Linked DNA regions of Mus musculus: all the other regions are linked to region 7. Evidence: chromatin loops called from intact Hi-C (ENCODE). Cell type or tissue: left cerebral cortex. All regions are shown on one strand. Region 1 overlaps Prkce (protein kinase C, epsilon). Region 2 overlaps Prkce (protein kinase C, epsilon). Region 3 overlaps Prkce (protein kinase C, epsilon). Region 4 overlaps Prkce (protein kinase C, epsilon). Region 5 overlaps Prkce (protein kinase C, epsilon). Region 6 overlaps Prkce (protein kinase C, epsilon). Region 7 holds the start of Prkce (protein kinase C, epsilon).

Evidence for each region. Hi-C counts contacts between places; a loop is a spot of excess contacts. Peaks named below come from ENCODE experiments on the same cell type or tissue, not always from the same donor. Only the 100,000 strongest peaks of a DNase experiment are listed, where the experiment ranks them.
Region 1: a loop joins it to region 7, with 2.4 times the contacts of the local background. A loop is called at or near these places in 25 of 42 quality-filtered maps.
Region 2: a loop joins it to region 7, with 2.5 times the contacts of the local background. A loop is called at or near these places in 8 of 42 quality-filtered maps.
Region 3: it touches region 7 in a loop (4-fold over the local background); 24 of 42 quality-filtered maps call a loop at or near these places.
Region 4: a loop joins it to region 7, with 2.3 times the contacts of the local background. A loop is called at or near these places in 25 of 42 quality-filtered maps.
Region 5: a loop joins it to region 7, with 5 times the contacts of the local background. A loop is called at or near these places in 5 of 42 quality-filtered maps.
Region 6: a loop joins it to region 7, with 3 times the contacts of the local background. A loop is called at or near these places in 7 of 42 quality-filtered maps.

The regions. Positions count from the first base shown.
Region 1 is chr17:86,214,133-86,218,132 of GRCm38, reverse strand. All of the region lies in intron 1 of Prkce (protein kinase C, epsilon), which reads right to left. Among named protein-coding and RNA genes, the nearest start is that of Gm52296, 27 kb to the left of the region's middle. In left cerebral cortex, a CTCF peak has its summit at 2,148 (motif pointing right); DNase peaks (open chromatin) are centred at 459, 3,230 and 3,661; H3K27ac peaks cover 1,533 bases.
Region 2 is chr17:86,232,443-86,236,442 of GRCm38, reverse strand. All of the region lies in intron 1 of Prkce (protein kinase C, epsilon), which reads right to left. It overlaps Gm52296 (a long non-coding RNA gene), which reads left to right. Exons shown (of 2, transcript XR_003952295.1): 1 at 1-4,000. Among named protein-coding and RNA genes, the nearest start is that of Gm52296, 8.9 kb to the left of the region's middle. In left cerebral cortex, no CTCF peak of the experiment used is centred here; a DNase peak (open chromatin) is centred at 1,594; H3K27ac peaks cover 1,289 bases.
Region 3 is chr17:86,291,865-86,295,864 of GRCm38, reverse strand. All of the region lies in intron 1 of Prkce (protein kinase C, epsilon), which reads right to left. Among named protein-coding and RNA genes, the nearest start is that of 2010106C02Rik, 6.7 kb to the right of the region's middle. In left cerebral cortex, a CTCF peak has its summit at 2,255 (motif pointing right); DNase peaks (open chromatin) are centred at 1,839, 2,286 and 2,899.
Region 4 is chr17:86,224,123-86,228,122 of GRCm38, reverse strand. The region is part of intron 1 of Prkce (protein kinase C, epsilon); the gene reads right to left. Among named protein-coding and RNA genes, the nearest start is that of Gm52296, 17 kb to the left of the region's middle. In left cerebral cortex, no CTCF peak of the experiment used is centred here; DNase peaks (open chromatin) are centred at 562, 1,663, 2,180 and 2,428; H3K27ac peaks cover 2,315 bases.
Region 5 is chr17:86,247,872-86,251,871 of GRCm38, reverse strand. All of the region lies in intron 1 of Prkce (protein kinase C, epsilon), which reads right to left. Among named protein-coding and RNA genes, the nearest start is that of Gm52296, 6.6 kb to the right of the region's middle. In left cerebral cortex, no CTCF peak of the experiment used is centred here; DNase peaks (open chromatin) are centred at 1,170 and 1,643; H3K27ac peaks cover 1,468 bases.
Region 6 is chr17:86,341,900-86,345,899 of GRCm38, reverse strand. All of the region lies in intron 1 of Prkce (protein kinase C, epsilon), which reads right to left. Among named protein-coding and RNA genes, the nearest start is that of 2010106C02Rik, 57 kb to the right of the region's middle. In left cerebral cortex, no CTCF peak of the experiment used is centred here; DNase peaks (open chromatin) are centred at 449 and 1,628; H3K27ac peaks cover 1,832 bases.
Region 7 is chr17:86,165,053-86,169,052 of GRCm38, reverse strand. Prkce (protein kinase C, epsilon) reads right to left here and starts at 1,268. Exons shown (of 15, transcript NM_011104.3): 1 at 113-1,268. The coding sequence starts at 460. Gm5817 (predicted gene 5817) reads left to right here and starts at 1,568. Exons shown (of 2, transcript NR_165800.1): 1 at 1,568-2,592; 2 at 3,326-3,586. In left cerebral cortex, CTCF peaks have their summits at 590 and 1,566; DNase peaks (open chromatin) are centred at 1,082, 1,486, 1,956, 2,311 and 2 more places; H3K4me3 peaks cover 2,724 bases; H3K27ac peaks cover 2,340 bases.

The DNA.
Region 1 (4,000 bases), 49 kb before region 7:
GCATCATTAGAGGAGCTGTTGGGCAAACTCAAGCCTGCCACCCAACTCCATCCCCCAGGGAGGAGCATCCCCTCTGGTTACAGGCATGCCACCCTCCACCCAACACCCGGCTTTTGTTTGCTCATTCACCCAACTGGAGATTTATATTTTATATCAAGTCAGACTGTTGATTTTGCCAAAATAAAACTCTTAAGTGTGACCAGATTCTGGAAGAAAACAATACAACCAAATTCACCTAATCTGGGACCTGAGTCTTTTTTTTTTTCCTAGATTGTATTTTAATTACAGCATTTCTCCCATCTCTTCCCTCCCTCCAAGCCCTCTCTCACATATCCCCTCTCCTTATCTGGGTACTTTTGTATAAATTCATAGCTGTATGTCACACACACACAGCCCAGTTTAGCCACTTTTCCAGAAGCTTGCCCACAAAATGAGCATGGGTTTCCTGACGTGCAGCCAAGCGTCACACGTGAATGTGTCGCCCAACGGAGCATTTGTGGAGAAGAAAGCCAGCACCAAATGATGTCTGCTCCAGCCATAGCTGCCTGGAAATTGAAAAGAAGTCTACAGGGAGATGATATAGGCTCAGGAACTCAATGGAAACTGCCCTCTCTCCCTCTCCCCCTCTCTCTCCTGTCAGATGGCTACTTTCCATTCACTCTGCCTGGCACTGATATGCACACAAGTTTAAGATGCTCAATTTCTCTTGATGTAAAAAGAAGAGAAAAGAAAAAAGAAAGGAAAGGAAAGGAAAGGAAAGGAAAGGAAAGGAAAGGAAAGGAAAAGGAAAAAAGGAAAAGGAAAAGGAAAAGGAAAAAAGGAAAAGGAAAAGGAAAAGGAAAGAAAAGAAAAGAACCCAGCACTTGGGAGGCAGAGGCAGGCAGATTTCTGAGTTCGAGGCCAGCCTGGTCTACAAAGTGAGTTCCAGGACAGCCAGGGCTACACAGAGAAACCCTGTCTCAAAAAAACCAACAACAACAAAAACAAAACAAAACAAAACAAAACAAAAAGAGAAAGAAAGAAAGAAAGAAAGAAAGAAAGAAAGAAAGAAAGAAAGAAAGAAAGAAAGAAAGAAAGGGAAGGAAGAGAAAAGAAAAGAAAAGAAAACAAAAGAAAAGAAAACAAAAGAAAAAAGAAAGAAAAAGAAAAGAAAAAGAAAATGTATGTGGGTTGAGAATTCCTACTCCAAATATCCAAAATGCTCTGAAATCCATTTTTTTTAACTTGCATAACTCAGAATATTTCAGGGTCTGGGGTTTTTAATTAGGAATATTTAACCTTGTAGAGAGTCCTCACAGAGATCCCAATCTAACAGCTGAAACATTTCTGGGTCCTAAAATTTTGGAAGAGAAATACTCAACCTATATACAACTGAAGGATCAGGGGACAAATTCCAATTCCCTACAGGGACATCTAGGTGCTGATTCAGCAGCAAAGACTTGCTGAGAACTGGGGTGGTCATGGGACCACTCAAATGATTCATTCCTGGAAGAGGCAGCTCCAGGGAAGGGATTGGAAACAGTCCTACCAGTGAGCTCTGAGGATGGAGGTAGGGAGGTCCTAGGACATCCAAGTAAAATGGCGTCTGAAAGGAAACCGCCCTACGAGCAAGGTCACCAGCCCTTCAGAGCAGCCGGTCTCAACCTTCCTGATACCTCAACTCTGTGTCCCACTCCCACCCACAAAATCATTTTTGTTGCAACCTCATAACTGTCATTTTGCTACTGTTATGAACTGTAATGTAAAAATAAAATCTGTGTTTTCCAGTGGTCTTTTGGGGGTTGTGCCCCACATTTTGAGAACCGGCGTGCTAGAGAAAGAAGCAGTGCCACAGCCTTTCTAGTGCCAACCAGTCCACAGGGAGTGAAGAGCACCGGCTGACTCTGCCCCCCACTCCTTTTTTTCTTGCTTCTTCCAGTTGCCATCTTTTACTCTGGTTTTGACTAATAATAATTAATAATAATTTTGGTACGATAGTTTTCAACCCACATTTTAGTCAAGAACCCTACAGAGTCAAAAATATCATTTCAAGAGGCAGATAGTACAGGGCTGCCTGAGGGCTCTTTAGTGCTCCCCCCACCCCCCAACCCAGAACAAGAGCAAACAGGCCTGGGCAGCCGAGAGGGCAAGCTTGGTAAGGCCAGCAGGGGGCGGTCTCCTCCTTACCGAGGCAGGTACACACAGGTAGTGCACCTTCCAGTACATTACCAGTGATGCAATCTATCACAGCCACATACATCAGGGTGGCCCGTTTTATTGGCAACTTCTTGATCAGTAACATCCACTCCTGATATCGGAATAAATTCAACCTCAGGGATAGATAATCTCCATTATCGCTGCATCCATTAAAGGAAGAGTGGTCATGAAGAAATTGGCTTTCACTTTGGAAACAAGAAAGAAGTGGGATAGGTGCTGGAAGGATAGCTTGGTGGTAAAATGTGTGCCTCACAAGCATAAGGACCTCACTTTGGTCTCATGCGGAAAGGTGGGTGGGGTAGTCCATGCTCATATCCCTACTGCTGGAGAGGCACAGGCTGGGAAACCTTTGGGGGTGTGCTGTCCAGACATCCCATGCCAAATTTAGAGCTCCGGGTTCCAGGGAGACACCTTGTCCCTGACACCAAGAATGATGGATGGTGACTGAGGAATGACACCATGGTTGGGTGACCTGTAGTCTGGAGAGGGAGAGAGGGAGAGAGAGAAAGAATATCACACCCAGGAAAAGAATGAGAGCTCTATGTGGAGATCCCAGAGTCATATGTGGACTCTAGAGTCTAAACATTTACCTCCTGGTCCTCAACTGCCATATTAGGCCATTAGAGCTGGAGTATCCAAAATTCTAATATTAGGATGTGATATCCTAATATTCTGATTATTATTGATCTTGTTAAAATATTATATGATTCTAATTGTTCTGAGTACTATCCTAGTAGTCTCGGAGAATGTCCTCCAGTATTATCCTAACACTGTCAGGAGCCACATGGTGGCCAGACTTCACTGCCCAGAACAATCTGGAAAGCGGACTCCTCTGCTTGCCCTGAGAACTTTCTCGCTGGATGAAAAACTGAGACTCAGGTTCTCAGGGCCCCGCTCGCCCCCACAGACTGCTGTCATGTCTTCTGCTTATTCAGAAAGGCCTAAATGTTTCAAAGCAAATGAAAAGATGATGCCTGCCGACTAGGTTCTTCGCCCACCACCGCGGCAGCCCTGAGGGAAGGAGGATACCAAAATGAAGACGCAAAATGGAGAAATCCAAGCAAAGGCATAGAGAGCCTCGACAGAAACTCCGTAAAAGGGCAAGGAGAAAGGCGTGTGCCGCCACAGCTTCCTGCCAAAACCTTCATGGGGATTTGGAAAAAACGAGGTATCTCTGTCAGGGCCCCAGCAAATGCCGTGTGAAAGAGCTGCGGCTGGTATTTAACAGGGCCCCAGAAAGCCTTTTTTATCATTTTTTTAAAAAGGTAATTATTTTAACCGCTGATGTGTATAATAAACTCTTGTCAGCCTGACATTAAAATCTGTTTCTTTTCTTTGCTCCCCACCTCTTCCCTGTGAGCCCTGCAGCCCACAAGCGTGGCACATGTTCTATTGTTATCTCACGGTCTCTTTCGGAGCTCCTTGGTGGGCAGTTGTTCCGTGAAGCTGTGGTGTGTTTGCTTCGAGAAAGACACCATCTCCCCGCAGGGATGGGAAGGAAGACTGAACGTAGGCAGCACTGAAGCTGCGGTATAAGACTGGGTCTTCTCTGGGGGTGGAGAGGGCTTCTGTACAGTCATTGTAGCAACAGAGAGAAATGCAAAAGGGAACATTACCAAGATCCTTTGAGGCTAACAGCAGGAGGACACAGTTGCAGAGAGAGGAGGGAGGGAGGGAGGGAGGGAGGGAGGGAGGGAGGGAGGGAGGGAGAGGGAGAGGGAGGGGGAGGGGGAGAGGGAGAGGGAGAGGGAGAGGGAGAGAGAGAGAGATGGCTGAGAAATGTTTAGGTTTCCTGAGGATCTGA
Region 2 (4,000 bases), 67 kb before region 7:
AGAGATGTCACCGAAGAGGAGGAGCCAAGATCCACAGGAGAGAAAACAGCATGTCACTGAAGACTGAGTCCCCAGAGATCCCAAAAGTTAGTGAGCAATATGACTCAGGTCCGGCGGCACCTACCAGGGGTGTCAAGACATCAGAAGGGAAGGGAAAAAGAGGTGTTCTCCCAACTAGAGTCTATTTCTGGCCCAGTGACAAAACCAACCAAACGAAGATAACCCAAAGTGACAAGCCAAACACGAGGTGGTAACCTAGAGCAAATGACACCCAAGTCCACAGGAGAGCAAGGGCGCTTATGGAGCATTGTGAGGCTCTGTGTTCCAGTCCCAGGACTGCAAAAGATATAATAAAGCAATGAGGCAACAATAATAACAGTGTACATTGCTAAGGGAGTTGTCTGCTCAGCTGGCACTTGGAATTGTCACTTGTTGCCAGCTCTGTGAGGCTCAGCCTCATTCTGTAGCAGAAAAAAAAAAAAAAAAATTCCTGATTGCTTAGGAGCAAAGGCCAGAGGGACCTGAGTTACAGGTGTGGGAGTCTAGAAACTGAGAGGCGAAGGATCAGTGGTTATCTGTTGACCCAAATGCCCACACCTCCAGCCACGCGTCCACTGCCATGTTCACATGGAAAAGACACTGACACTTGGGGCAGGGACTATTGCTTCAGGCACACCTTGGTGCTGTTCACACAAATTCGATTCCAAGAATGCCAGAGAGATTCCACGAGGGGCCTGACAGGCTCATGATCCACTGTCCCTATGCCTGGAAGGTATTCATTGAGAGCAAGCTGGAGCCTTGTATTTTCACATGGTTCTTGCCCTTCCACATACAGGACGGAGCTTCTGGAGCCAAGAAAGCCTTTTTTTACTGGGCCACAACCACGTAGGGGAGGGAGAGATGAGGACGTTAGTGTATGTTTCCATAACTAAGGGTATAGGTTCTTTCCCACCTCAGGACCTTTGCACATGCCATTGTGCTTGAACACCGACCACCCCCAAGTCCTCCTGCTTCCTCAGGTCACTGTGCCTTCCCGAGGGCCCTCCCTAACCAAGCTGCCAAAAACCATGCCTCCTGTTTGCACTTGGATTTTAGCCCCTCTATTCCCTTCAGGGCTCTTTATACAGGGACCATGGCTGCCAGCCACTTAGCATAGTGTTTGGGAACACTGACTTTTAGTGAAGAAATATTCAATTATTGAAGTAAATGTTCCACTTGCTCATGAAATAATGATGGTAGTAAATGTATTCCTCTACTTCTTCCTTGGCAATAGAAGAAGAATTCAGGGGTTAACCCCCACCCCTTTTCTCAATCTGGAAATACAGGGACAGTAAGAAACATTTTACAAGAAATAAGTTTACAAACCACGCTGTACAGAATTAAAGTCCTTTTGTGTAAACAAAGATTCCTCTGTTAAACCCACAGACCTGCTTCCTAGACAGGTGCTGGTGAATGGGGTTGGCAAGCCTATGCCCAGCTTCGTGTCTCCTTTGCCGTCAGGAGACTTCCCTTTGCTGGCCTGCCAAGCTCTTCTTCATGGAAGTTTTCATCTTTTGATCTATAAATATTCATGAGTTCCTTTTTTTTAAAAAAAATGAAAACTCATTGAGCTTTCAGGAACACGTCTGCGCTGCAGCACTGGTCTGCTCTCGGGCTGCAGTTTTCTGCAGCAAGATCACCTGTTTGCACTGGCTGGCGCTCCGTGAGCCTAAAGCCCAATCAGGCACACAGGAGGAGAACACACCGCCCTGAGCTAACAAGACACAGGAGCCTGTACAGCTGCCCATCACTCAGCACCAGGCATTTCCTACCTATGCCAGGCATGGGAAAGATTTGCTCTTAGCCTCCCTTGGGTTTCTACTCTCCTTACTCATCTAAGGACGAGATGTGCAAAAACAATGGCACCCTCTGGGCATCTGGAAATCCGTCCCAAACCTTCTCACATCCATGTTTGTGTCAGTCTTCCAAGACGTTGGTGGAGAGGGTAACTCTAGATCAATGGGAAAGATGAGGCGTGTATGAGAGAGAATGCTACAAGCCAGCCACTATGCAGGCTATGGATGCATAACAAAAGTGGGAGGGCTTTGAGATCACGACAGGATGGCAGGCAAGGCGACAGTGATGCCATCAGCACGAGTCCCCATCCATTCAAAACCTTTGATCATCAACCATACCCCAAATGTACTTCCAGGCTCAGCAAAGGAGACACATGGAGGGATACAAAGATAAATGAAAAAAGACCCCTGCCCATCAAGCAAAGACAAGTACCCTGGCGACGCTGAAAACCTCCCCACAAATGAGGACCCTACCACAAATACAGAGTCAAGCAGATGAAGCAAAGAGAGGACACCCAGCACTGTGCAAGAGCAGAGCTGGCTTTGAACTAGACACAGTAGAAGCAGAAAGCATGTCCAAGCAGAGGAACACATCCAGGCCCTGGGGTTGGGGGTTGGTGGTAACAGGTCATGAACAAATGCAAACTAGCAAGAATGGCCAGAATGCTGGGCCATGGGCCCCATGGGCCCTGCTAAGGAGTCTTTCCTGGGAGCTACCTATAAGTCAGGCTCCTGAGGGAGCGTCTTTAACAGGAGGTCTCAAGGGGAGATGGCTCAGTTGGTAATGTGCTTCTGTGCAAGTGTGAAGACTCTCGCAGATCCTCAGCACAGCAGTGTGTCTCTCTTAATCCTACACTGGAGAGGCAGAGGCAGGAGGATTCCAATGGTCTGCTTGCCAGCTGGCCTAGCTAATAAGGGGACTTCAAATTCAGTGAGAGACGCTGGCCCAAATATTAAGGTAGAACACGTGGTAATCTCAATGAGAGTGGCCCCATAGACTCATATACTTGAAAGCTTTGGTCTCCATTTGGTGGAACTGTTTGGGAAGGATTAGTAGGTGTGGCCTTGTTGAAGGAGGTGTGTGTGACTGGGGTTGGTCTTTGAGGTTTCAAAAGCTCAAGCCACTTGGCTGCCTCTGCTTTTAGACCAAATGTAAGCTCTCAGCTACTGCTCTAGCACCAAGCCTGCCTGCCTGCCTGCCTGCCTGCCTGCCTGCCTGCCTGCCTGCCTGCCTGCCTGCCACCAAGGTCTAAATTCCCAACCATGGTGCTCATGGACTTGGCTCTCTGCAGCTGTGGGCACTGACACAGAATGCTTCTGGTATAATTTACCTTGGTCACGGTGGTGTTTGGTCACAGCATTTTTTAAAAGGTAATTGAGACAGTGAGAGAGACAGACACCCGATACTCACCTCTGGCCTACACACGCGCACATAAATAGATAGGTAGATAGATAGATAGATAGATAGATGGATAGATAGATAGATAGATAGATAGATAGATAGATAGATAGATAGATACAGTGATTCATAATATTATCCAGGCACTGGGAAATACAGACAGCGCTACCCTACAGGATACAAAGGCTTGTATGAAGATATCATTATCCAAATATGTAACATGGATTTAAACTAGAAATGTCCCCATTCTTTCATTTTCATCTACCCAGTGAAATAAGTGGGTTTTTTTGGTTTTGGTTTTGGGTTTGGGATTGGGTTTGGGATTGGGTTTTTTTTTTGGGGGGGGGTGGAGTTTTGTTGTTGTTGTTGTTGTTGTTGTTTTTTGTTTGTTTTTTTGGTTTTTTGGGGTTTTTTTGCAGCTGTTATAAAGTTGCTGCTGATGGAATGACGATAGAAATGAGAGCCTGTAGGCACTGATCACATACATGTTTTCTTAAGTACTTAGGGCTAGACAAATGCTGATTTATTTAAATCTCACGGTGAGCCTATATTATAAAGACTTTGAGTTTATTCACTTCCTGTAGGAGACGGAGACACAGAGATGTTAGGAAACCTACCCCAGGTCACACAGGAGTAAGTAGCACAGCTGGGCTTCGCAGTCAGTAAGTCTGGCCTGAGTCCCTGATTTTGGACACTAAGTCCTCAGCCCCTTGCCTGCACTGTGACCAGCACTGTGGAAACTTGCCTACAGCTGTTTGTGGCTTTG
Region 3 (4,000 bases), 130 kb before region 7:
CTAGTGTCAGAGGACTTAGATGAAGGACAGGAGGAGGCTCACTGAAGCTTTAGTAGCAGAGTCAAGAAATTACCGCCCCCCCCCCCCCCATGGCTCAGTTTAGGAGACTATAGAAGGCGAATTGAAGGAGAGAAAGGCCACCCACCCCAACGGCTGCCTATATGAAGATACCCACTCTTTGTTGTGTCCTTACCACTGTGAGTTCCTTATATGGGATGTAAGAACATATATAACCAAAGACTCCCTCCAGCCTCATTTCTATTCACTATTGATTCAGAGAAGAGATACCACTTATCTAGGGTTTAGAATACTGTTTTTAAGCAAAGGAATTTGAGGGGAGGGATGGCCAAGTCCTGTTCTGAGCCATCACCTGTGATCCTTTCCAATGATGAGTTAAATAATAATAATAATAATAAATAATAATAATAATAATATATCCTGACCTTGTGGCACCCCAGCCTCCAGTGACCTCAGGAAAGAGATGAGGAAGAACCAAGTTTAATATTTCTGAAAGACCAAGGGAATTCACGTGTTCACCTGAACCAAGATGTTAGTGTTGTGATCAAGTCTTTGTTGTTTTATTATCACGCTGGTGCAGAAGTTACATATGGGCTAGTGGTGGGCAGCCCTAGGCACTACTGTCTGACCAATAGAAAACAGGGAACACACGCTTCCCATTTTAAGATGAAAGAAGGCACTGTTCAGAGACATAGGTAAACTCAGTATGTTTGTGCAAGAAAACATGACTGAAGCTGGACGCCTGGGTCTGGGTGGGATGCGGGAGCAGTAAGGCAAGGTCACCACATGCTCTGGCATTCCTGTCACCTGAGCTGTGACAGACAAGCTGTCCTCAGTGGCCCAGCAGTGCCCACAGCCAAATGGGCTTAAAAGGAGACACACTCCTTCAAGGAAGCAAGCAAGGGCGCACCACTTTGAGAGAAGGACAAGACCTATGGGGAAAATGAGCATCCCAGGGGGATCAGATGTCAGCTCAGCCCTGCCACCAACCATCTGGGGTTGGAGCATGACTCTTGTTTTCTACCCGTGCCTAGAAAGAGCAAATCAAATCGGAAACATGAATTATCGCTTTCTGTCCAAGAGCTAATGGCCATCCTGTCTTGAGTCACTACTTGACCTGACTCAAGGAGTCCCAGCCCTTTTGGTCAAGACATCAAGTCTGACTGGCACAAGTCCTGGCAGTCACCACTGCTCTGTAAGATATACAGGGACAGAGAAACAGGTTCAAAGACACTGTGAGAATGTGATCAGCTGAATTAAAGATATGGGAAACCTTACAAATGACTCGCTTCTTTGACAGAAGAAAAAGACCGAGAACAAACGAACAGGAAGAAGAAGAAACGTGAGGACAAAATGAATCACGGAGAGCACTAACCAAACCCAATACGAAGGGCCATTGTCAACACCAAACAGCCTTAGATGATAACAGTGTGTCAGGCAACTGGGAAAGTCTGAACAGATTAAAGACCAATGATACGAAGGCACCTGCGCTTTTTAAAGTGTGAAGATGCCTTTGTGGCTTATGCAATTTTTGGACATACCCTTATCTTTTGAGATAGACCCAGATATATTTACAGAAACAATGTGGGCTGTTTGGAATTTCATTGAAAGTCATCCATTTGAGAGAGCAATGGCAGGGAACAGAGATAGAACAAGATCTCCCGTGTGCTACTACATGCCAAAGCCTAAGAAAATGGAGTTTTTGTACTTTTTCTGGTTGTATGTGCCTGCGATCTCAGCATTCAGAAACCGGTGGCAGGAAGGCCTACTGGGAAGCCAGCTTGGGTAACATGCCAAAAACTGTCTCACAAAAACCAAGGGCTGTAGCTGTGGCTCAGAGGTGGAGTCACTGCTCAGCAGCTACATGGCTCTGGGTTTGAGTCCAAGAAGAGAAACCTCCGCAGCAAGCTAAGTGAGGGATGTGATTTGAGTTTTATGACAGTAAGACAGTTAAAAATAATCCTATACAAAATAAATTGCATATTATTGAGTATATTATTCATTAACTTACATTGTAAGTTATATCATTATTAACTAATTCAAGTCCCGCCCTCACTGGACTGCTGAGAGGCACCAGTAAGGAAAAGTCAGCTGTCTCCGGACTTGCTTCTAAGATGCAGTCCCGTGCACACGAGGTAGCTCATCAGAAGGTGTGCTGGAGTAAGAACACTGTGCCCAGCGTATCCATCTGTTGAAATATTAATGACAACTAAGCACTTAGGTCAGGAGAGTCAAAGGTCACATTCTGAGCTCCCACTAGGTGGCAGTATTGCTTTCTTGCCATTATGCAAATAGAGGGGCCGACCACTGGGGGGGGGGGGGGGGACCGGGAGGTGGGGAGAGGAGCAAGCATCTCTGAAGTGCATGGCAGGGGGAGGAAATGTCTGCAGTTCTGTCCCATAACAGTAGGACAGAGGTTAGCCTGGAGCACCGTGCCAACCGAACAGTGCCAGCACTGATGATGAAATCCATGGAGAGCCTTGGTCTCTCGGAAGTGGGTGGGGTCAGATACTGAACACAGAAGAAGGAGGGGAGAACAGCCATGGAATGGAAGTGGAGATTCTATCTCAAAGACGGAGGAACAGCCAACAGTGAGAACGCTCTAAAAGCCTGAACCATGACTCAACTTTCCACATCTGAAAACCAGCATTCATGTGACCAGTGGAAACGGAGCCCTCTCTGGAGGGACTCATGCCGACTCCATGAAGCTACCCAGCCGGGCACATCCTTTTGGAAGGCCAGTCTCCAGTCTCCAGCATGCCAACCACCGTCAGGCTCGCCTCTCTGAAGTATTACAAAATAGAAGAAATGTATTCTTCATGATGTCCCATTGTTCACAACCCACTCCCTAGCTTCCCGATGGCTTAGGCCCAAAGCTGCCTGTCTTCCTACCAGATGTGGGCTTCAGAAAATACTACACAACACACCCCTCCCACCTTGGCTCTTCTCCAATGTTGCCAGTGAAGAGGCTTCGCCATCCTCTTCACCTAAAAGGCTACCCTAATTTGCTATTTATGTCCAAACCACCTTCCAGATCCTTATCCAATCAGAGCAATATAATGAACACACTTGCCTGCCTACCTTACGGCCCAAGGGTTTGAAACCGGTCCTATCTCCAGCCCCTTCACTCTGATATCTCTGTTGGGCTGTTGCTACCATCTTTTCTCCTTAAGCTCCCACAGCTCTAGGAGGAAAGGGCAGATGGAGCTACTGTAGAACGGATGGTGTCACGGAGGCATGTGGGGCTCTGCTATGAGCCCAGGTTCCAGTCTTGAGTCTATATGAGCTCAATGGGCTTACATAACATCTCTAGGTCTTGGACTCTCTGTCTGGACACAAGGCACCAGGATGTGTCTGGTATGTACTCTCTCCTCAGTTCTGTCCCTCGTCAGATGGGTCCCTGTGCAGGTCAGATCCATCTGTAGGAATTTGTTGTCAGCAACAGCACGGAGCGGGAGCAAGGTCAGGAAAGGGGGGCTACTCAGTGCTCGCTGGGTTTCTCTGAAACGTTGAAGTCACATGCTCCCCTGGAACATTCCTCAACTACACCTTCCAGGACTTGGTTAATTAGAAGCAGGGAGAAATCTAGGTACTGATGGCACCCACCTCACTCCTCTCTGAGGTTTGCCCAATACTCCCTCTCCTGTCCCATCCGCTTTCAAGACAGTTGAGTATCGATCTGTTGGTGTGCTCGCAACACTACACGCTGTGACATGTATTCGGGATCTCAGCTCTGTTACTGTGTGTGGCAATCCCATTTCCCAGGAAAGCAGGGGGACACGGTTCTGAGAGCTTCTGATATTCACCCAGGCTCCTCGACACTGGTAAAATGGGTGAGCAAGAGTCACTGTTGGCTTCTTCAGGATCTACCATCTTTGCCTTCATATAGCTTAATATTAAACAGTTGATTCACACAAAAGGATATTTGTAAAACATGTGTGAGTTACGAAGCGTAACAGGAATCTGGGCACCCAACCAAAAC
Region 4 (4,000 bases), 59 kb before region 7:
AAAGCATAAATCTCTATGTGAGGATATAAGGTGTGACCTGGGTGGGTAAAGGTAAGGGCTCTTACCCTTCCTGCCTCTCCATTGCATTCAGATGCTTGCTAACAATTGCAACTCTCAACTGGGATTCTGTCTTGATGGGAAGTGCACACAGAAGCCTTCATATTCCAGAGATGGCTCTATAGCCTGATCTCGACTGCCCTCCAAGTCCTGCTGGGAAGTGATGGAGCCTTTAAGATCCAGGACCTAGCGGGAGGTGGCCAGGTCATTAAGGACAGGTGCCTGATGAGTACTGTGGGACCCTGGTCTCCTCCTCTTTTTCTCTTTGTTTCCCAGCCATTAAAGGGGTAGATTTTCCTTCTCTGTACTCCCACCTTGATGCCCTAACTCAGAGCAATGTGGCCAACTGGCCATGGGCTCCACAAGTGTGAAGCCAAATAACCCCCTTCCTCTTGACACAGCAATTATCTCAGGGATTTGCAGTCACACCAACAAGTGGGGACTGGGACACAGGCCTGGCAAGTGCCGAGTCACATGGTCTGAGCTGGCACTGTGGGACTGTGAAATAATGAGCCGTGACCCACAGAGACTTCCACTGAGCTCATCAAAAGTCAGCGCAACTCTTCAGACATGGGTGTGGGATATGATGGACTACAAGGAATGTAGTCACAATGTCACAGAGTTCTGCTGACAAGATCCCTTCTCTAGAAAAGGTTCCTAGTTCCCAAGTAGAAGCAGGAAACAGACTCTATTTCCCATCAGCCTAGGGGAGGTATACTAGGTTGTTATAAATCATAATGTAAATATTTGATATGCAACCCCTATAAGAGGGTTGTTTGACTCTAAAAGCATCAAGACCCACAGGTTGAGGACCACTAAAGCAATCCTGTGTAACACTTTTTTTGCAAGTTATAAAAGCAGCTGGGACCCGCTATCTCCCTACCGGACCACAGCCTTTCCATTCCAGTTTCCATAGCTTCCCATCCCATCTAAACCCCTAGATTTCACTTCAACAGGTTTCTGCAAGTGAAATCCTAATAGGGATGTTTCATAGTCCTCAAACCCTGTCAAGTTCAAGGACCAACTTCTAAGACCAAAGATCCTTTCATCTGCTCCAATGACCCCTGGCATGGAGTGAACAGGGACAGAGAGCCACGCACACACAGGCATCTAACCTGGAGCATCTGACGGCCGGCATCAAAGCCCTGCTCAGCACCCAGGCTCAGAACCATCTTCAAAAAGCCCTGGGGTCCCAGCAGCCACCGCAGTGGACATACCTCATTTCCCTGAGCGCCAAAGCAAGACAGAAGGCTGAATCAGGTCAGCAGCTTTTGATCTGAAAATAGGAACCTTCTCGACACTCTGTGGATTATAGGAATTATGCCTGAGAAAGCTACCTACTCCAGCCACCATCGTGCCAGGGTATCCAGGGATATTTGGCTGAGGGAAATAATTACATAGCCAAGTGCCATCAAACCACAAAACTAAAGCAAGCCCACCCACCACACCAGAAGACAAAGTCTTGAGGTTTATCTGAAATGGAAATGAAACAGTTAACCTCAAGATTTTCCATGGCTCCCTCCCACCTACCGGGGCTTTCGCCTAGGAACTAAAGAGGCTGGGGTGGTCCAATGGGACTGCACCCAGCGTCTCTGATGAGCACCTAAAGTCCTACCCAGTCATTCCCGCCTTTTCTGATAAACTATCATTTTCAGCTAAAATTTTCCACTCCTGGACTCAGCCCAAAGGTAAATTTATTTTGGAAAGTCCCAGACAGATTCTTCTGCAGCTAGCGTCTTAAGCAGGTAAAACAAAGGCTATTGCTTCTCTGGACATAAAATTATGTCCTGGGCGTACGGTAATAGATCAGGGCCCCAGTGTCACCTGGAGCCAAGCTCCACAGATACAGGGCCTCGGATATATTAAATATATTGTATTAAAGCTCATATAAAATGATCTGGGCGAGTAACTGAAATTTCATGTTTGACATTTCCATATGGGGATACTAGTAAGTCTCTGGCAATGTTAAGATTTAGGCATCTCAAAATACTTCATTCCTCTTATCTGATCCACGCCTCCACAGCTGCCTGGGGGGGGGGGCAGGAGAAGTGACCAACCAGGTTTCAGCTTGACAGATGGTAAGTGACGAGCAAAAGGCAGGCTGAGAATTCTGAGAGTTACATAAGGTAGACCATGAGTTCACTAGCAAGGTCAAGACTACTGCTTAGATCTTTCGTATTCCAGCGCCACATATGAGAGTCATCCAATAAGCACAAGCATTAAGCCGAGTCTTCAAACACAGTATTGTAACAGTTCATTTGTTACCAAACAAAATAGATGGGAGTGGGTATTCTACAAAGCTCGCAGTGTTGGGAGCTAGGGGGAGGTGGGAGGGGAGGCTCGTTCCTTCAGCCTCTAGTGAGAGTTCCTGGCAACAGCAGAACATAACAGATGAGCAGAAGGGGAGCAAGCGGCCATATGTTAAAGGAGCCAAGTACATGGGATGACCCCATTTCCTAAGAACACACTCTCAGAAGAACTAACTCCAAGAACACTGCATTAATCCCTTCAAAGGACAACACACCCAATGACCTGAACACTTCCCAGTATGTGTGCCTCTTGAGGGTTCTACCGCCTCTTGTGCAGCCATCTTGGAGACTCCTTACACATGGGGGCACATACCTAATCCACAGCGTGTACTCAACTGCCCTGGGCATAGCATTTCAGTGAAGCCTACTGCCTGTTACATTGAAAAGTAGAGGGGAAGGAAGAAGTGGCATTTATAGGGCACTTACATATCAGGCACCGTACCAAGCATTTCTTCCTTATAAAAACTCTACAAGACTAACATACCACATTTACTGCTCAGATAGGAGACAAGAGACCCAGACAGTAACTGGCAGAGTTAACATTAGGAATAAAGTGATCCTGCTAATAATACAGGCCACATCTACCCATAACACTAGGCTATGGAAGTCCTCCAAACTGCCATGTCACATTTTATAAAGAAACACCATTTAGGATGTGAGCTCTGAACTGTCCTTTACCCAGAACAAATGATAAAACAGCAAAGGCAATGGGTCTCACCCGTCCTTCTCCAACTAACCAAGTGCCACTGAGAGAGGGCTGTGGAGCTATTGAGGGTTAGCTAGCGGTGGTCCACGGAGAGAGGAAGTAGGAGGATCAGGAGTTCAAGGCCACCTTTGACTACACAGAAAATTCAAAGCCAGGTTGTATGGTACATGACTCTGTCTTGAGGGAAAAAAAATGAAAGGAGGAAGAGAAAGAAAGGGAAAGAAAAGAAAAATACAAAAACCAGACAATCTATAAACCCCTTGAGATATACAATACACTTAAGGAATACAAATATATTCTTTCTATATTAGTCATAAAAACAATGAAAAGTGTTGGATATGGTGGCACACCTCTGTAATCTGAGCATCTGGGAAGCAGGAGATTAAAAAGCTCAGGGCAACTGGAGCGGAAGAAAAGAGAGAAGGGTACTGTGGCAGGTGAGTCAGTGGGGTGCACCTCACAGTTGGCAGGACCTGCGTGCAGTCCCCTGAAACACACAGTAAGACAACCTGGAGACTAACAGTGTCAAGGGCTTGTAATGCCAGCACTGAGGAGGCTGAGACAGGTAAACAAACCCCTGGTACTTCCTGGCCAACCAGCCCAACCTACTTGGCGAACTCAAGCCAATAAGGGGCTCTGCCTCAAACATCAAGGCCACACACACACACACACACACACACACACACACACACACACGCACACACACACACACACACAAAATGGGGGTAAGGGAAGCCAAGAAAAAAACAATGATAGTCAAGAAATAATAAAATGCCAGTAATCCACATAGTATTGGAGGGTCCTTAACAAGATTTCCCTGACCTTCTTCTATGTGGGTATGGCCTACTCATACATCTCAAGACCTTGCACTAAGTAAATCATGGATGGATGGGTCAGTGGATAGATGGACAGATGGATGGATGGATGG
Region 5 (4,000 bases), 83 kb before region 7:
GTATGGTATGAGGTGCTGGAAGAGTCATGAAATAACAACTGTATTGGAGCCATGTAAGTGACAGACGGGCAGGACGGTCAACATTCACCTCTTTAAGTCTCTAGAAACATGATTTGCAGCCCCGTTCAAGACTCATCTAGAACTTGTGGGCTCCCCCCTCCTCCCAAACAGTTGGGAAAACAGGTGTGCACCCCCACCCCCAACCTCCCTACCTGCATTCTTCTCCCATGTCAGAGATGAGGCCCAGGGCTTTGCAAATGACAAGCCGGCAAGAGATGTTATATACTTAATACATATAACTCTTAAGCTAAGGGCACGCACACATGACATATAGTCCCCGTGTACTAACCAAACGTCTAAGATTCATTGCCAACAGTTTAGGCTTTCTTAAAACCTCACCCCAACTTCCCAACATTCACATAATGTTAACAAGAAGTATAAATCAGAACCATTACTTATAAAAGGATTAAAAGATCATCTCCCTTATCCAGGCAATCACACATAAGGGGGGGGGAGTCCTTGAAGGCATGCCTCTAAGGAAAATGAGGAGGAAGGGGGGCATTTAGGGAAGGCCAAGGCACACATAAAGGAGCCTCAAAGCTTACACGTGGAACAGCAAATAAGCAATTTTGGCCAAGGTCTGCTTTATCTGTGAGTTTGGAGACACTGAATTAGAAAGGCTGAGCCAACTCCATATGGGACAACCTTGGAGATTTGAGTAAGAAAATCCCACCATTAAATCTGTATTAATTAATGTTTTTTAACTCACACAATTAGTACTATAAACCTTGTGAACAGTTGTTGAATGAAGCTGGAGGTAGGGGAGATGGGTGGTCCTAAGGCCAGGTAAGAGGAACTTCTTAAAATACTAAGAAAAGGGTTCTTAAAAAAGACCGTGAACAGGCAACACTGAGGCTTCTGGGAACCAACCAATAGTCATCAAGGGACAGAGCAAAGGGCCAAGGGATGCTGCAGAGTCCAAGTAGTAGAGGCTGGGCAAACAAGTGCAACTGGAGACAGGAGGGGAAACTCGAGTGAGCAGTGGGCTAAAAGCTCGTCCTTTGCTTTGTTGAATCTGAGGTGTTGGATGATGTCCACAAAGCATTTGGAAACATGCACAGAATCCCAGATGGCGAGACTGTTGGTGCCCAGAACAAAGGTAGGCTGCTCTGACAGTCAGAAAGGTAGTCAGAAAAGAAGCAAGGAGAGTTCTCGAGCAGGCTGGGGGAGGCCCCAGTGGTGGCAGGTCCCAGGAGACATCTCCATAGCAGAGGGAAGGGGACAGCTGTCCAGGAAAGTCACAGCAGAGCCTAGAGTCCTCTGCAAGGCCACTAGCAGGAGAATCCCAGACTCCTGGATAAATCTACCCCACTCTAGGTCTCCTGTCATGTGGATGAGATCGTTGCTTACCGCCCTGTCTCCCCCAGGCTGCCCACGTGGGACTTGGACAGGTGATGTATGTGTGAGCGCTGACGAGAAAGAAGCACAGAGCGTTCTGGGCCTGGCAGCAGTCACAGGCCAGGTGGGGAGGGCAGGCTGGTTCCACGAGGAGTGTTCCGAGCTCCTGATTTATCCAAGAGATGGAAGAAAAGCTCCAGCAAGCAGGCAGCCTGTACACCAGCCAAGACGTGGGCCACGGGTAATTCATTCTCACTCACTGGCTGGCTCACCCACCTCCCCGGCAGGATTTCATGTGGAAGACAGCTGTGTAGGAGGAACGTTTGGTCTTAAGTTGGCAGCACTGGCAGAACCATGCTTCCTCAGGGAACGGTCCAGGCCCCCACAGAGTACTGGTAGAGACTCTCACGACCAGGTCTCTGAGAGCAGACAGAAGCATTAAATGAAGGACGACTTCCTTCACCGAGAAGGTGGCAGTTGGCTTTCTGAATACCCACACTCCTCTTTGTTGAGCTCCTGTCCCACCCTAGTTGCTTCCGTTTTCCAAGATCTAGCTGTGGGTCTTGCCTCGCCAGCGTGGCACACTTCTGTCACCCACTCTTCCTCTCTAGCTCCACAGGATCTCGGCCGCACCAGAGGCTGCAGGTTCTGGTCTCTCCACTGCCTAATGCTCCCCCTGGCCCATCTTTCCCTCCTCTTGGTGGAGGACAAAGTCCAGGACAGTGAGAAGAAAGGGGTTTGGCCTTCTGCGTTCTCCAGGAGCTTGGCAGTGTGGTAGGAATGAGGGTGCCGCCTAGCCTGCCCCCTTAAGCAACCACAGGACCTGACAGAAAATGGGAGGAGCTTAAGCAATCACACAACACGATAGAAAATGGGAGGAACTTAGAATCCTTGCAGTGCAGACCAACAAAGTGAGAGTAATGGGCAGGCCTCAGAGCAGGAGGATTCAGGAAAACCTCCAGGAGGAGACATCTCTGTGTTTGCCTTGTCCCACACTGGTTTCTTCTAGTTTCCCCTAACACAGGGGGAAAGCGCTTTTGGTAGTGTGATCCAGTCACAGAAAAAAAACGGGTCCTGACAAACACAGATCTGCTTCCCTTTTGTCACACCGCAGAGCTCTCTGACCTTAGAAAAGTGAACTGGTCTCTACCAGCCTCAGTTTCCCATTCATAACATGAAAATAGAAACACGTATGTAAATTCTCCCTCTCCCCTTCCGTCTCCCTGTCTCTGCTTACTGTGACCTGAGCGCCAGCCACCACTGCAGACTCAGAGTCCCCTCAGAGCGTGAAGGTGGGGCGCACAGGGATGAAATGGTTCATCCACGGTGGTCAGAGCTAACACACGGGGAGCCAAGAATCCCTCTTGTGTCACCAAGAATCAACCCCTGTCACCTCACGCACCTTCAGCCCCTCCCAATGCTCTTGACCAAACTAAACAGCTCCGAAGTACTTGTTCCCATGGGAGTGGCACTCCCTGAGGACTCACAGAGCCAGAGGAGGGTCCACAGCAAGAAGAAAAATACTCAACTCGAAGTTACAGAACTCTCTACAGGGAGGTAGAGAAACACCAACTCTGCCACAGAGACAGTGGCCCACAGTGTCTTAACTGCTTCATCCCCAGGTTCCAGGGACTGTCCATGCCATGGGTGTAGAGAGCTGTACAAGGGGTGTACTGGCTAGTTTTGTGTCAACTTGACACAGCTGGAGTTATCACAGAGAAAGGAGCTTCAGTTGAGGAAATGCCTCCATGAGATCCAACTGTAAGGCATTTTCTCAATTAGTGATCAAGGGGGAAAGGCCCCTTGTGGGTGGGACCATCCCTGGGCTGGTAGTCTTGGGTTCTATAAGAGAGCAGGCTGAGCAAGCCAGGTGAGGCAAGCCAGTAAAGAACATCCCTCCATGGCCTCTGCATCAGCTCCTGCTCCCTGACCTGCTTGAGTTCCAGTCCTGACTTTCTTTGGTGATGAACAGCAGCATGGAAGTGTAAGCCGAATAAACCCTTTCCTCCCCAACTTGCCTCTTGGTCATGATGTTTGTGCAGGAATAGAAACCCTGACTAAGACAAGGGGTTTCTTGGGTACTGTTCCAGGATTGGCCCCTGTGGCAGGAGGGAAGGAAGCAAGGGCAGTCAGAGAGAGACATCAGTAATTGGTCTCAGCCAAGCCAAAAAGAAGCCCTGTGGCAAAGCTGGCTTTACAGAATTGCCTCAGATGGTGTGAATGGGATCAATGTTTACCACCCCCCCATCCCCACCTCTGCAGTCATCTTCCTGTGTTGGCTGCTCCAGGGTGGGACAAAGCCCGGGGCTCTTTTCCTGTAGTCTAGCCCTCCTGGGAAGGAGGAGCCAGTGCTATGCTATCAGCAGGACCTACCTGCAGCCACTGGAGGATGAGTGCTTCAGGCCCACAGGAGGAGGTGGGCTGTTTATTGAGACTCTTAATACACTGGTTTCAGGGTGATCTTGACACGTGCTGGTGTGGGTATAAGGGCTTGCTGCTTCACCAAGGCAGCAGGGCACCCAGCCCTGAGCACCTGTCTCCCCTTAGGCTCATCTGGAGCGCAATCTGTACCACAAAGCCATCTCTTCTCTTTTGTCACTCC
Region 6 (4,000 bases), 180 kb before region 7:
TTTATATAAGGTCCCAAAACAAGCAACACTAATTTACAATGACAAGAACCACAAGGGTGACTACCTCCTGGGGGCAGAGGTGACCGATGACTGCCAAGAGACACAGAAGAACCTTTGGGAAGATGGAAAATGTCTCTACCTTAAATGTCGTGGCGATGGCGTGAGTGCACACATTTGAGGAGATGCAGCAAGCGATGCACTCAAAATGGCTGCCCTTGGCTGCATGAGAGTCGCTTCTCAATGAAGTTGCTCTTTATAAAGAAGGAGGAAAAAGAGTTTTCACCTAAGGATTCCTCCACAAGCTTCCTTTAAATAATAAATCATCTTTCCACCCTCAGAGCATTTAAAATTTCATGTTCCAGTTTTAAAAATAAAAGGACTCATTCAGGGTTTTTCACGAGCACATCTGTCACACAACATAATGTACACCTACCCGCGTGGGCGCACACATTCACACACCACCCACGGGTGCGAACACATTCGCAGGCACGCAGCTGAGCCACCCTCTCCTGTCGTCTGTGATCAAAATACAATAATAGCAAGAAAAACACATCCAACATGAAGGTTCACGCGTCTACCGAGTCATTTAAGCCTCTTTCTCTGTGTGCAAATCTCTATTTCCCCACAGATAAAATAAGATGACCTTGCCAGATGATCTGTGGTGAGTTTTGATGGCCCAAATGACCTAAAATTACACAAAAAGGGTAAATAAATAATATCATTTGATAAGTCATTCTACAAGTTAAAAAAAAAAAAAAGGAAAGAGCTCTAAATGTGGTGGCTACATCTCTGGAATTCAGAAGTGGGAGCAGCAAGATGCAATGTGTTTCTATGCTTAATGGTTGTGCAGAACACACACACACTCCAGCGACAGACTCTTTCTATGGGGACTCTTGCTTACAATGTTCTTCTTAATTTTTTTATGTTTTTATGTCCCCCGCCCCTCCCCCATCTCTGTGTGTGTATGTGTAGGTACACATGTATAAACATGTGTGAAGGGAGAGGATGGCCTCAGGTATTGTTCTTGCCTTCTCCTTGTTCAAGGCAGGGTCTCTTGGTGTTTGCTGCTACACACTGTAGATACACTGGCCCACAGGCTTCCTTAGAGACTCTTGTCTCTGCTTCCTGACTCCCTTTAGGAGCACGGGGCTTACAGAACACATTACTTTAGGAACACTGGAATTACAGAACACATTACTTTAGGAACACTGGAATTACAGAACACATTGCTTTCCCGGGCTTTATGTGGATTCTGAGGAGCTGAACTCGGAATCTCACACTTAGGAGACAAGGCTTTACCCACTGAGCCATCTTCCCACCCACTAGCAGGACATTTCATCAACAGGAAACAGGAGCTGCCGCATGGGATACGGAGACCAGACCAGAGCCACCTTCTCTGTTCCTAACCCTTTTGTTTTGAAAATTCCATCCAGGATAATTTGTATAAAGTTTTAAGTCAGTACCTTTTTACAAAATAAAATGTCCTTTTGAATGCATTGGCTGTGGGGACACCGTAATAAGTGTCCCTCAAATCTGCCTGGCACACTGCTTTTCCCATCCCTCACAGCCAGCTCACAGAAACCAGTTGCAAAGCAGCCTCGTGAACGTCACATTGTCTACACCAGAAGCCGGCATTGCCTATCTTAGCTCTCGATAGGCCACAAAGGCAGTAAACACAAGTTAGCGCCTCTTCCTCTTTCCAGTGGCCCAGAGACGGCCCTGAAGAGCTGCCAGCTTCTTCTGGTGACACAGGTGGCTCAAAGCAAATAAGTCTATGTGCTGTCCAAACCCAGCAAACATTCCAAGGGGCCAAGCCTTACAGAGAGCATGGGTGATGGTTTACGGAGCATCACCTGGTCATGGTATACATAATGTTTCTATCTCAGAAGACAATGGCAACACACAGCTATAAGCCCTGACAGAAGGTGGTGGGCACAAACAGAACAAGCTGCACAAGTGTAATCCTATCTGGTCCTTCAGAAGTGAAAAGCTCCCAGCTCTAAGCCTGTATTTTGCAATCTGTATTTTGTTTGGGAATAGTCTCTCTCTCTCTCTCCCTCTCTCTCTCTCTCTCTCCCTCTCTCTCTCTCTCTCTGTCTGTCTCTCTCTGTCTCTCTCTCTCTCCCTCCCTCCCCCCTCTCTCTCTGTCTCTCTCCATTTAGATGTATGCTTAGCTTATTTTCCTGTTTCTCACCTTATACCAGGACGGCTCAGTGATGGAGACACTGATGCTCGACTGTCTGGGTTCAAATTCCAGCACTGTCTGTTACAAGCTGTGTGGCACTTGCTTTGATTTCTTCATCTCTTTGTGAACTAAGCCCTTGGGCCCATGCTCCATAGCTAGCAAAACCAGAGATACTTCTTGGACACGACAATGAATGCAAAGGCCCTGCAATGTCCTCCTAGATCCTAACTGTAAAGCACATGAAACCTACACAAAGCAGCGGGGCACCTCAGGCAGTGAGCACGGACTGGATGCAGGCTACCCAGTAGTAGGCAACCGCTGCCCTCTGGACACATTTCTGTACAATGATATTCTGGATATCAAGTCTGATTCCTTATTGCTTTGCTCATACAGTTGGAACTGTGTCCTCTGAGAAAAAGAACAGTTTTGTAAAGATCGTGGAAGCATGAAACGTAAGAGTCAGAAACACTTAGAAATAACTTGGTCCAAGAACACAAAGAAACATAAATTAAAAACAAGGGTAAAATCTTTTTCCCTTTTGTTTGGCAAATTGACCAGTTTTTCCTCTTGGGCTATGTATTTCTGTGTTATTGAGAACTAAAATATAACCCAAACTGACTGTAATGAAGTGTTTGCTTTTCAGAAATCAAAACCTACTTGTCTGCTTGAGAAGGGAGCCTCTTGTCCCATCACTTCCAAGGAGGACCGATTTTTAATAAGCCCTGTTGGAGTTTTTCTCATGGCCTCTAAATAACGCATGCTTCCCCATACTGGTTCATTACTCTAAGAGTTCTCTCTTCCTTGCTGCTTCTATAGATGAGCTCTTAGCTCAGCTGACAACTCCTTCCTCATTCCCTTTCCACAGAGCCGTCTACATCCTGACTCTCAGTTCTTAAGCACTTGATCAAGGTCAGCGGTACAAGCTTGCCTTTGCATATATGGGGTCCTGAGTTTGATCCTCAACATCACACACACACACACACACACACACACACGCATGCACGCATGCACGTATGCACCCACTCACCCACGCACGCATGCACACACACGCACCTTACTCCTCAATTTCTTTACAGCTGGAAAAAGACACGGAAAGGGTCAATTCCTCACCACATGAACTATCTCTTACCCTGTACATTTCTGTAACTAAAAAGCATCAGTGCGTCTTGCTTTCCCCATCTTTGGCCTCCCCTGTTCCTACATCTTTGTAGTTCCAACGTTAACTGTTAGACACTTCAGGCTGACCGTGCAGACATTCTGGTCTGTCTAGCCATAGTTAAGATCCATGCTTTGTTAAGCAGTGGTTCTAAAATCTGAAAATTAATATTATTTATGTATGAAGGCTTTGTAAATCGCCAATCTTTACACTTATATACTTGCCTATATTCACATTCTTAGCCACTCACAAAAGCAGTAATTCACATGCTATCCAGTGGGCAATATACCTATCCTCAAACTCAAATGGAGTCTTCATGTTCCATTCTACCGACTACTTTTCTATGGTCACCAAGGTTTCCCAGGATCCTTTTCTCTAGGATGTGTCCATCTGGAAATCCACCATGGCTTCCCTTTTTCATTTGGCCCAGTGGCTTTCTTGGTTGATGCTTAAGTATGGTGCTGAGCCTCAGGTCACTGCTGGGTGCAGTCACTATCATCAGAATCCCTTGTCTCCTGTTATGGGTTTTTTTCTAGGAAGGTGTACTCTGACTGAAATTCTGATGAGCAAAAGGGTCCAAAGTCATCATTCCAAGACTTGGTGTGCCTGTCTTCATGAGGGAATGATGCTCTGACTAGATAAAGAATTCTAGGTTTTAA
Region 7 (4,000 bases):
GAAAACTGAGCCGCACATGCACACACAGACAGCCCAGAGCCCCAGGACCAATGCTCAGGCAGCAAGTCTTTCCCTGGGACCCGGGACTCCCGGACGTGGAGGACCGACTCACCCAGTCCTCGAAGTGACGGCTCCCATTCTGCAGCAGCTCCTCGAACTGGATGGTGCAGTTGGCCACGAAGTCGTCGTAGCCGATAGGAGCGTCGTGAAAGACAGCCAGCTCGATCTTGCGCCCATTGCACACATCGGTGACGAACTCATCGTGCCAGGCCGGGCTGTTGGTCTTTTGCTTGGTGGCTGTTTGGCCGATGCGCGAGTCGTCCACGTTAAGGGCAATGTAGGGGTCCAAAAGGAACGTCTGTGGCCGGGGTCCCACCGCATGGCGCAGCGACCAGGCTGTGGGCTTCAAGCTCACCGCCTCGCAGATTTTGATCTTAAGAAGGCCATTGAACACTACCATGGTCGGGGCGGGGGTCACTCCGTCCGCCCCGAGGGCAGGATTGAAGAGCAGGAGCAGGCGCGCCGGGAGCCTGGGGGACTCCTGGGTCCCCTCTTGCCCCACCCCACTCACTCGCTACACCTTGTGGCGCTGCCTCCTGGCGCCGCCGATTCTCAGCGAGTGCATGTATTTCCTCGCCGGATTCCTAACGGAAAACAGGGAGGGGGGAGAGCTGGAGACGTCCGTTTTTTTGGAGCAAGTCTCTCCCCCCCACCACCGGCGACACCTCCACGGCAGGAGACGAGCTGTCGCCTCCGCTGCAAGCCGCGGGGGCTGCCTCGCCGCCTCGCTGGTTCTTCGGGTCCGTGTGCGGAGAAGCAGGCGCCGCGCCCGGCGCTCACCTACCTTTCCGAAACATAATCCCCGGGCAATTTCGACTCCCGGAGGGGGAGGGGGCGGCGGGACGGGGCGGGGACGAGAACCGGGGGCACAGATTTCAACCCGGATCCTCTTCGCCCACCCAGCGCCTGCCTCGGACGGCGCGGGGCGGAGGGTGGACTGAGGGATGTGCAGTCTATCCGGAGGGATGCATGTCGAGAGGAAATGGTCCTCCCCGGAGCCAAATTTTTAAAAAATCCACAAGCCGCACGATCAGCCCCGCCGTCACCTCCCGGGTTAAGCAGAGTCGCGCCGTAGCCGGCGATCGCGAGGCGCCCGGTGCCTGGGATCTCACATCCGCGCGGGCTTGGGAGGTAGAGGTGGCCGCCACTTGGGTTCGGGGCGCAGGCCGGCACCCGGCGGTGCGCAGCGCGGCGGCCGGGCAGGGACTGCGACTCCGCGCGGCCCCTCCTCCCGCCCGCCGGCGCCCGCCCGCCCGCCGCGCTCCCCGCGTCCGCGCTCTCGGCTGCCGCCGGCTCGCCGCCCGCCAGAGCGCTCAGCCCGCGATCTGCTTCCCTCGATCGCTGTGCGAGCGATTCTCCCTCCCTCTAATGCAGGAAATGCGCAAAAGACGTCAGTGTGTGTGAGTGTGTGTGTGTGTGTGTGTGTGTGTGTGTGTGTGTGTGTGTGCACGCGCGCGCGCGCGCGCCACTGTTTGGGGAAATAGAAAGTTTTGCCGGTTGGGGGAGCAATACGGGAAAAGTGAGCCGAGCAGAAAAGAGCAGGAGCGGGCCGGCCGGGTCCGTTTGCCGTGGCGCGCGGGGGAGCTGAGGAAGGACTCCGCGCGGAACCCAGGAGTGTGGCGTCGCGGAGGTGCGGGAGCGACTGTCGCAGGCCGAGTCTGTGCTCCTCGGATCTGCACCAGGAGAGCGGGGTCTGGACCCGGAGAGCAGCGGGCCGCGCTTTTCTCTCGCACCCTGCGGCCAACACTATCACTTAAAACTGGGCCTGGTGGAATGGAGGGGGTCGCAATGTCCAAGAAGACTAATCACCTTCCCCCACTCTGCCTGGACTGCGGCGGTCACCAGTCGCCCGCGGAGAGCTGGCCTATTTGTCACTCTGCCCTGGGATTCTCTACTGTGCCGCGATGGGGGAGGGGACACCCGGACTGCTGAGCCCTTCGGCTGGGTGTGAGTTTTGAAACCCTCTTTTTTTCCCCCTTGAGGAGACTCTCCCCTCTGGGGATTTGTTCTGGGCCTGATTGGGTTGCGAGAACTTGTGGAAGACTAGTAGAACCTGGGCCCGGCCTGGTTCGAATGTCTGTTTATTTCTCAAAGTGACTCCTCCTACTTATGCGGGACCTTGTGTGTGCCCCTTAAGAGGACAAGGCTTGATCCGCGCCCTGACAACCGGCGTTCGGGCTGCGGGAAAGCCCGATGCGTCCTCCTGGGGTCCAGTGGCTGTATCCATACTAATTTCCTCGGTAACCTTTAAACTCTCTGGAAGCAGCCGCGACGGCGGCTGGTCACGTGAGGCGAGCCCTGGGCTGCTGGGGAAGAATTTCCTGGGCCAGGGACCAGGACCGGGAAGGCGGGCGGCAGGGAATGGCTCTGTGCCGAGGGGGACTGGGAACCTGGGAGCGCCGGGCGGGGCGCGCCAGGCCCCGGGCGCCGCGCAGCGGGAACTTCCAGCCTGCGCCCGGGAAGGGGTTCGTCCCGCAGCTCTCCGCCGTGTGAGTGGAAAAAGAAAACCTCCGCCCTCACCCGAGTGCCAAGGCAAGTCCGGCTGTTCGTTCGGATGGTGAAAAGCTAAGTGTTTATCTGGCGACTCTGATAAGTGTGGATCAAAATGTACAAACCGCATTCCATTCACTTTTTCCTCTGTGGAAAAGGGTTATCATTTCTTGTAGTTTAAAGATGAGAAGGCAGTCTCCAGGAATGACATACCAAGTACAGTACACACACACACACACACACACACACACACACACACACACACAGAGTTCAGGGGTTTGAGTTCAGGCAGATCTCCTCCTAAAGTTTAAGTGTGCAGTCACGCCCCCTCCCCGTAGCTCACTTACTTTCCTGACAGCCAGTCCTGTTGCGTGGGATAAAAATGCACCTTTGCTATACAGATGCTGATAAAAATGCACCTTTGGCAATGATTATGGCCTTAAGATCATTGGCGCCTAAAAAATAATTTTAAAACTTCCTATAAGGACATGCAGCAAAACGTAATGACAATGAGACTTTCTCTCCAGGCTATGTGTTTAAGAAGCAGGCCCAGTGCTAAAAGAACAAAACAAAACAAAACAAAAAACCGGTAGGGATACACTCTAGGTTAAAGAATGCCCCCCCCCAAATCATTAAACAAAATGGTATTTAAAATATTTTTGAATAAAAGGTAATATTTTTAAAATAAAAGGTATTATTAATTTTCAGGATGAATAGAACATGCTAGTTTTAGGTCTTTTTAAATAGTTCACTAAGTACAGTTCTCTTTACTCAGGTTCTTGGCATCCATCAAGATTTTCACATAAACGGAAGGCTTCATTTGCCCTACTCTGCCCCGGCCCTGCTGGGCAGTCCAGCCAGGCAGGGATTTCTTGAAGTTAGAGATCCGAACTTAACTAGTTGGTGTTTCTTGATATGTCTCCAATTTTGTCTGATGGGCCCTATCTTACGTGCAAATAGAGTTGGAATCGGAAAATCATAGACATGATCCCTTCTTTTTTGGCATACTAAACAAGAAATAAATTTAAAATTAAACACTGAATTTGAACTTTAGAGTTTGTTTATCCCCCCCCCCTCCACTCCTCCCACACCCTGCTTCTACCAGCAAACAAAATGCCAGTAGCTTGCATTGGATGAATGTTTATATTAAAAGGGAGAAGTTGGGTATTCTCTGTGCAAACAGTGTGCTCATTACATCTTTGTTTCTAAATAAATCTCTCACCTTCCCACTCTCTAACCTAGCCACATAAAAACTCCCCAGGGACACCATGGATATGTGAGACACTAGCTTGTCAAAATCTCTCTCTCTCTCTCTCTCTTTCTCTCTCTCTCTCTCCCTCTCCCTCTCTCTCTCTCTCTCTCTCTCTCTCTCTCTCTCTCTCTCTCTCACACACACACACACACACACACACACCCTGATTTCAAGACAGGGTCCCACTAAGTAGTTCTG